Regions from separate parts of the Homo sapiens genome. Here region 2 is linked to region 1. A link is a contact called in ENCODE Hi-C or POLR2A ChIA-PET data. All regions are on one chromosome and are shown on one strand. Each heading gives the region's core, a stretch centred on a gene start or an enhancer-like site at or near the end of the contact. The rest is flanking DNA. Distances are from core to core; before and after follow the strand shown.

Region 1 (3,649 bases), core at 651-3,150:
GACCAATAAATATATTTAATGGACACATTCTTCTCTTCCCAAATCTGTTCTCTATAAACTTATGCCTGATAGAGTTTTCTTTAACTTTCTGTTGTGTGTTTATAAAATTCATGTGTTGATCTCTTCATGCTCAAAGAATAGTCCAAAATAAGAGTTTGGAGAAAATGGCAGTACAAGAAGAATAATGCTTACCCAGTTTAAATTTTTTCCTACCCTTAAATTCTAAAAAAAAAAAAAAAAAACTGATTCTTATTCAGGTAGAGTCAGGGAGAAGGCTATCCGAAATCTGACTGAAAAGGAAGGAGCATGCTATTTAATAAAATTCCCCACCTGTTTCTTGTATTCTTTCTGAGTTAAAACCAATGACCTTAAGAAGAAATTGTCTACTTATATCCTAGGATTTCAATTATCCCTCTTCCTCGATAACACTCCTGTTGGCACATTTACGACAGCAAATGTGAATAATAAACTTAATCCTTTTTTGCTCTAGTACATGCTCTTAACATTTTATCTCATCTAGACCCACTCAAACATAGATGTGCTTCATCTTTCATACAATCTTCAGATCAGGAAGACGTTTTTGTTTGTTAGATGGTTGGTTTTGGTTTTTGGTTTTTTCCATGAGAGATTATTTGCATCTATTCTGCAGCAGGATTTTTAAAAATAGTCACATCTTTTGCTTCAAATTAGAGACTACACTCAGAAAAATTCACTCCAGTATTCCCACATTATACCGCCTCTACACATTTATAACCAAATTCCAAATCTCTGACATATACCATAGATAAGGCTTGTAATCTATTTAGTATGTTAAGTTTATTGGAAGCTTTCTTGAAGCACTGTTTTCTATAGTAAAGTCAATGAGAAAAAGAGAATAGGATACAAAACCATCATTGGTTGTAAAGAAATACTTGCAAAAGGCAGGGAGCCTTGATAAGCCCAACAAAATGTTTAGTATCCGTAGCTTTTAGTTGCTTCATGGATATGTACAGAAGAGTATTAAACTTCTAATAACAAGTATGTAGAACTTTCAACTGATGACAGAACCTGTTTTTCCATGTTAAATGAAGACCACAGATTTCATTCAAAGTTTAACATTTTCAAACTGTTCTCAAAGTAAAAACTAATAAAAAATGATATGCCAATATGAGAATCAGAGAAAATAAATTTTAATCAGGAGATAAAATTATTTTCAAAGACAAAACTAGTACCCCAAAACCTTGTTACTGATTAGTTTCTAACTTTGAAAGAAAACCTCAAAATGATCATGACTTATCTTTGGAGAAGTTGACTATGGCCAGGCATATCAGTGGATTTATTTTTTAAATCAGGCTATAATAATTTAGTCATATTATTTTCTTCAGTTGTTTCTGATTCTTTCAAAACATCTAGAGTTTTTAAATTTTTAACTACTTACAGAAATAAACATTTTTTTCTGCATTATTTCAGACTTTTTTTCATGTACACCTTCTAAAATAAAAGTGTTTCTCAATAAGACAAACAAAGCCCAAGCTAAAAATATGTTATATCTTTCTTGAAACATATGGCCAAACTAACTAAAAGACAGCTGTCAAACACCATGTACCTTTACATTGTGTAGAAACCTTCTAAAAGTAAACAGAAAAACACATGGGATACAACAAAAGAGGACAGGAAACACTAATACAGAAAGAATAGAAATCTTTTTCTTGACATAATTTTATGTAAAATCTCAAAAATATGTTTCTATATTTAAAAAAATAATAAACTGTAGATCTACACATTCCTTGGTGTGGCTCATACTGTTTTAAACTAAAAGTTACCTTAAGACTTCTAGAAAGAAAAAGGGAACTAACTCACCGATACATCATTGCCAACCAGCAATGAAGAGTCCTGTGAAGGTCGAGGTCTACATCCAAGTGTGTGAATCCAGCTCTATCAATGACTTTGTGGGCTGAATTGAAGTGAGGAAATAAGTCACTGATGATCTCAACAGAACCAGTCTGACAAGTCTTGGCTGGTGTAGTGGGGACTATATGTGACTAGCAGGACAAGGACAAATTTTACAGGGAGCAAGAGCAAAAAATAAATTTATAATTTATTGTTTTAAGATAATTTCTTTTAAGTATTAGTGTAAACCAGATTTTTTAGAAAAGTCAGACGTATAAATTTGGAAAGAAATTTTAAAACTATCTTGCTTGACCTTCTCTTGTTTACAGAGAAGAAACTGAGGTTTAATTAAGTTAAATGACTTGGTCAAAAACCAAATAGTTATTAAATTGCCAAGCCAGGACTGACATTCATATTTTTTAAACTAGCCTGACACAATTTGCATTCGATTATGTACATAATAAAAATTTCACTTTGGTTTTAACTATGTTAGCCATTGAAAATACACTAGAGATTAGAAAAGCATTAATATTTTTAAATTATGTGGCATCATTCTTCTAGAAAAATCAGTTAGTTTGCAAATGTCAACCCATACTTAAGACGTTATATTTCTTTCATTATAGTGGAGACAGGCATATCAACTCACGCTGAATCACTACTGTCTTATTTCTAGGGTGAAAATTACATTTTTTTAAACGTGTGCTCACATACTATGCAAATATCTGTGTGTTTGTGTTAGGTATAATCTCTAAATTGCTTTCCCTAATCCTTACAAAACAGAGTAGGTGTTTCTCCTCTGTGCTTTCATGGTATCATAATACTTACCTCATTATACTAGAAATTTTATTAATTGTATCTCAACTCCACAAGGTTGTGAATTCTTAACAGACTGAAACCCTCTTCCTAGCATATTCAGGCTCTCAAAAATATGCATAAAAAGAATGAGTAGAGGGCAGGTTGCAAGGAAAGGAGGAGAAAAAGAGGGGGTATAACCCATCCTAAAAAGCACCTTAAAAATATTGTTTAATTTCATTACATATCCATTTAGCCAACAGCTCACCTAAACAGATGCAGGAGTTGGAATTTATGTAATGTGTGGGATCAGACGGCCAAGAATTGGAATCATTCACTAGCAGTAACCCAAGAAACCTCTGTGCTGAGGCATACTGTGCTAGGGGCTACCAACATATATCCTTTTTATTCTGGTCACTAGGTCACTTATCCTGATGAATAGCATGGATATTTATTTACTTAAAGTCATTCAATATATAGTATTAGGTTTCTGTATACTCATTTAAAAATTACACTTTAGCCAAAAATAAAGAGGCAATAATAACAGTAAAAACTTCTGGGTTATGAGATTAAGCTGTTCTTATACAGCCTTTAACAAAGTGAAATCTCTGCCAATGAAATGTTAATATGGTTTAATAATACTATGTTCTATTTTATACTCACATTTTATGAAAATATTGATAATACTTTTGTTTTCAAAGGAAAACAGATTCCCTCTCAGTGTAACTTTGGGCCAAGACTTGCCAGACTTATTTTAACAAAATCTCAAGACATTTGTTTCTTTCACAAAATCAAGATTTCAAATTCAAATAAATTCTTTATATAGGCCTATGGACCTGTATACTTAGGGTAATATATAACCTAGAATTGTAGATACAGAAAATGAGAGGGCTATCATGAATTTTTTTAAAACTCTGTGAGTATAAGCTACAATTTGTAGAAAATTAAGAGATTACGCATATGTAAATAAAGGACAAGTGAATGTCAG
Region 2 (3,883 bases), core at 106-2,605, 1.9 Mb before region 1:
CACAATAGGTGATCAGTATGATTGTTTTTTATTAAAAAGTACTATTTAAAATGTCTCAACACTTGGATATAATGTAATACAAATATCCTACTATAGCATTTTTAGGGAATTTGCCTAATGTTATTTTGAATTCAGTATTACTGTGGGGCAATATTAGTAGGCTTATAAAATTTGACTTCAAAATAGTGGAAGTAGTTTTTATTTTTGACTTGTAAACTGATCCTGGGGATAATGCCAAAGAGTTGTTCATACATTGCTCTGAGCAATAGAAGCTTTTATGACTAAGGTTTTTCCCTTAGAAGTAACTACTTTAAAATGTATACTTATTTTCATTTGAACATTTTGATATTTTAAAAATAGTAGATACATTATAGATTTCTATGGATGGGTTTGAGATATTAACATTTTAACTAGATCTTATGTTACAAATTTTATTGCTTGGAAGAGCTTAAAAATAAGGAAAAAAAAAAGGAATCACCCTGTTGGATATAGTCTAAAAGAAGAGTCACATAATATATTTCCTAGTTTTAACAACATTCTATTACATTAATTTAGGCTGTGATGAGTGGTCTCAAAGTGCTTCCAAAAATCCATATATCAGAGACCAAGGCAAGAACATGGAGATGTCCAGGTATTCTACTCTCAATTGGGTCAAATTTTACAATATATTTCAAGTACATGATAGCTTGATTTTTGGGAAAGCAACTCCATACACCATGGTGCAAATTGGCTTCCTGTTAGTCAACTCTGCACATAGGTTGAGTGTGTGGTCTGAGCAATGCAAGTCTTGAAAGAATCCTATGGACAAAATTTCACTGGATATTCAATTATATATATGTGGGTGTGGCTATTCCTTTAACTAGTACTTTTCCTATATCCATTCTTAAATTAAGTTTGAAAAACAAAAGAAAAACCAATAATAAAAATATTCTGTAGAGCAATTCTGTCTTTTAGAGTACACCTGAGACTATTCTATCCTTATGAAGTTTCAAGAACTTTAAGGTACATCAGGAGGAAAAGTCAATTGTGTACTTGGATGGACCGATTGGCCCAAATGCCCAACATGAATGTTTTACTCTGACCTGTAAAAACCAGAATTTTTCAAAATTTATTGCATTTAATGACTTACAATTTCATGTAAGCTACTTATGTTTTTGCTGATAATGAATGTTCTATGAAAAGCCCATAAAATGTTATCGTTGAAAATGTTATCTTTGAGAAAAATTTCAATATTCAAAGTAAAAATATTCAGTTTATATTTCCAAGTACCTACCTTTGTGTGAGGATCTGTCTTACAGTTGATTAATCTGCTGGTCAAAATGACTCTTGCCAGTTGAAAGACGGCAAATAAAGGTGAAAAGGGACAAGAAATCTTAGCTCTTATATATTGTAATGGATTTCTGTTGGCAATAAGAGAAAGGCTATTCGGAAATAAAATAACTTCCGAGTTGATGCTCTTCAAAGATAGGAAAGTTGTTCTTGCCAATTTGGCAGTCTTTTTCTGGATTTTTTTTCATTCCTGAAAAGCATTGACCTGTTCAACATTTGCTGTTTCCTGAGGAAACAGATACAACAAATCATAATATCCTATCACCTCAGAAAAACAATCTGGGGCCTGTGGTGCACCATTTCCTCTTTATTTCAAAGGAAAAGCTGGCACGAGTTTTTTCTGTTCCAAGTGATTTAATGGGCCATCTTTTGTTATTTGCTAGTCTCATCATATTTTCTATTTTATTTCAAAGGCCTCCATATGTGCGAAATACAAATATTTTTAAACTGAATTCTAACATGATCAGGAGAACCTAGGGGAACAAAAATGATAATTAAAATTAAAAGTGCCTAATTAAATAAATATTGCTAAATACCACACACACACACATGCACGCAGGTACGATGCATGGCCAGTAATGTAAAGAATATCTAAAATTTCACTTGACTGTTTTGATCACTTTGCTATATGTTGTGGGTTTCATGTTTCTATTTTTTGGTTGAAATAATGAAATTGTATTATTGTTTTGTGCTTGAAAGTTTGTATATATCTTATCCTATGTATGGTTTTTCACAGTTGTCTTCATTGAGTAGATGTTTCTGAAGGATGATGAAAATGAGTGCTGCTATTAAGATTTGGATCTAAGTTTCAAAAAAGCAGGAAAGAAAAATCTAGTGGTGGAAGAGGGATAATAGTCAGAAGGTTCATGCAGTTTCTCAGTCTTAACTATATTTCATTTCTTTGTGATTATCTTAAGTTAGTAGACTATTTACAAGACCTTATATATGCATTTTTTAGGAAGTTCCTTTTGCCAGTGAAGAACTAAATGAGAACAACTGTGTTTTAAAAATCATGTGGTCCTTGCCATTATTAACTTGAGACATTTAATTAAATAAAAATATAATGACAAGCAAAATTTTTGATTATGGCAAAATTATACGGATATCTTGACTTTGAAGTGGATGTCTAATGGAAAATTACAGCCTTGTTTTTTTGATAAATCTAGGCTTTGAGCATAATTTTTCCTAAGCTAGATGATCCTATAATCTGTAGTTTTGACACATTATTATTTAATAATAACAGCTATTACTTATTAAACCTTTAGCATATTCCACGTGGCAGGATAAAATGAGTTCTATTGTTATCTCTGTTGTACACATAGATGACATAGATGCTAACTAGCTAAGTGGGGCTTGACCTAAGTCTTCCCACTGAGTGAAGACCTAAGTCTCCCTACAGGGGCCTGAGTGAGTTTTTAACCAGCATTCCATGTTGCTCCCCAAATCTTAATAATCACCATACACTTAACTAACTTTATGTTACAGTACACTGTAGAGATGAATCAAGTGAACTTAATAGTCAGGTAATTCTACTTCAAAGCCAAATACCAACAATTCTTTGCTGGGTTATATGAGACAAGCTATTTTATCTCATTGTGTTTCAATTTCTTCATTTGAAAAATGTGTATATTTATAATTTTTAGGTCATGAAGTTTACAACCAACCTTCCTTTCTCCCCTCCCCTCCCCTCCCTCCCCTCCCTCCCCTCTCTCCTTCCCTCCTTCCCTCCTGCCCTCCTTCCTTCCTTCCCTCCCTCCCTCCTACATTTATTGAATATCTGCTGGGTACAAGACATAGTGCAAGTTGCTGAATTTACAGCATATCTAAGTGCTTAGTGTTTTAAAAATCCTTTGTGAGGTGGGATAGCAATAAAGAAGCTGCACTTCCAGAGTTGATGTTAGTTTTGAATGACTCTTCTTAATTTCATTTACTTTGTTGGAGTTTCACTGCCTTTAAAAAATTCTGATGACTTAATTAAGTGTAATACAATATACTCCTGGTTTGCTAATCTTAGCCCTTAATATGTTGCTGAATGATTACATGCCCCAACATCAGTGAAGATGGTTCTATTCCTAATTAACATAGAAATTTCCACTTCTTTCTTTGATGATAATTCAGTTTGTCAAAAGCTGAATATCTCTTCTTTCTTGTTTTGATGCCAACATATTCACCAGCCAAATGTCTGAAGTCAAAGTGGGATCTACATTGTAATGGATCATTGGCTCTGAGGGATTTAGGATGAACGCTGGCAAAACCGAAAGACAATTTCTGAGTGGTTTGTGACCAGAAAGAATCTGAGGAACACAAATAAATGGAAGCACACATCTGTTAAGAAACAGGAACAGTCACTCAAATTAATCTTTAATTAACTTATGGCTTTAGAAGATCCTGACTCAATACTTACTAGAACAATATATAAAAGAGCTAATGTCTCTGGCCACAGGAAATTAAAAAAGTGACAGTAGAGAAAAATTATTGTTAGTGCAGAGATTTACGTGACAGATGGAAAATATTTTCTTAATAGAGGTAGATTAGCAGAATTAAATTCAGTCAT

Evidence for each region. Hi-C counts contacts between places; a loop is a spot of excess contacts on that map. ChIA-PET counts read pairs that join two places held with the same protein, here RNA polymerase II (POLR2A).
Region 2: a loop to region 1 is called in a map of breast epithelium, with 15 times the contacts of the local background. The contact joins the promoter of SMR3B here to the promoter of TMPRSS11E in region 1. A Hi-C loop is called at or near these places in 1 of 168 maps with a recorded cell type or tissue (breast epithelium). POLR2A ChIA-PET finds 5 or more read pairs at or near these places in 1 of 52 experiments (activated T-cell).

The regions. Positions count from the first base shown.
Region 1 is chr4:68,445,714-68,449,362 of GRCh38, reverse strand. TMPRSS11E (transmembrane serine protease 11E) reads right to left here and starts at 1,900. Exons shown (of 10, transcript NM_014058.4): 1 at 1,840-1,900. The coding sequence starts at 1,850.
Region 2 is chr4:70,380,603-70,384,485 of GRCh38, reverse strand. It overlaps SMR3B (submaxillary gland androgen regulated protein 3B), which reads right to left and starts at 1,355. Exons shown (of 3, transcript NM_006685.4): 1 at 1,274-1,355.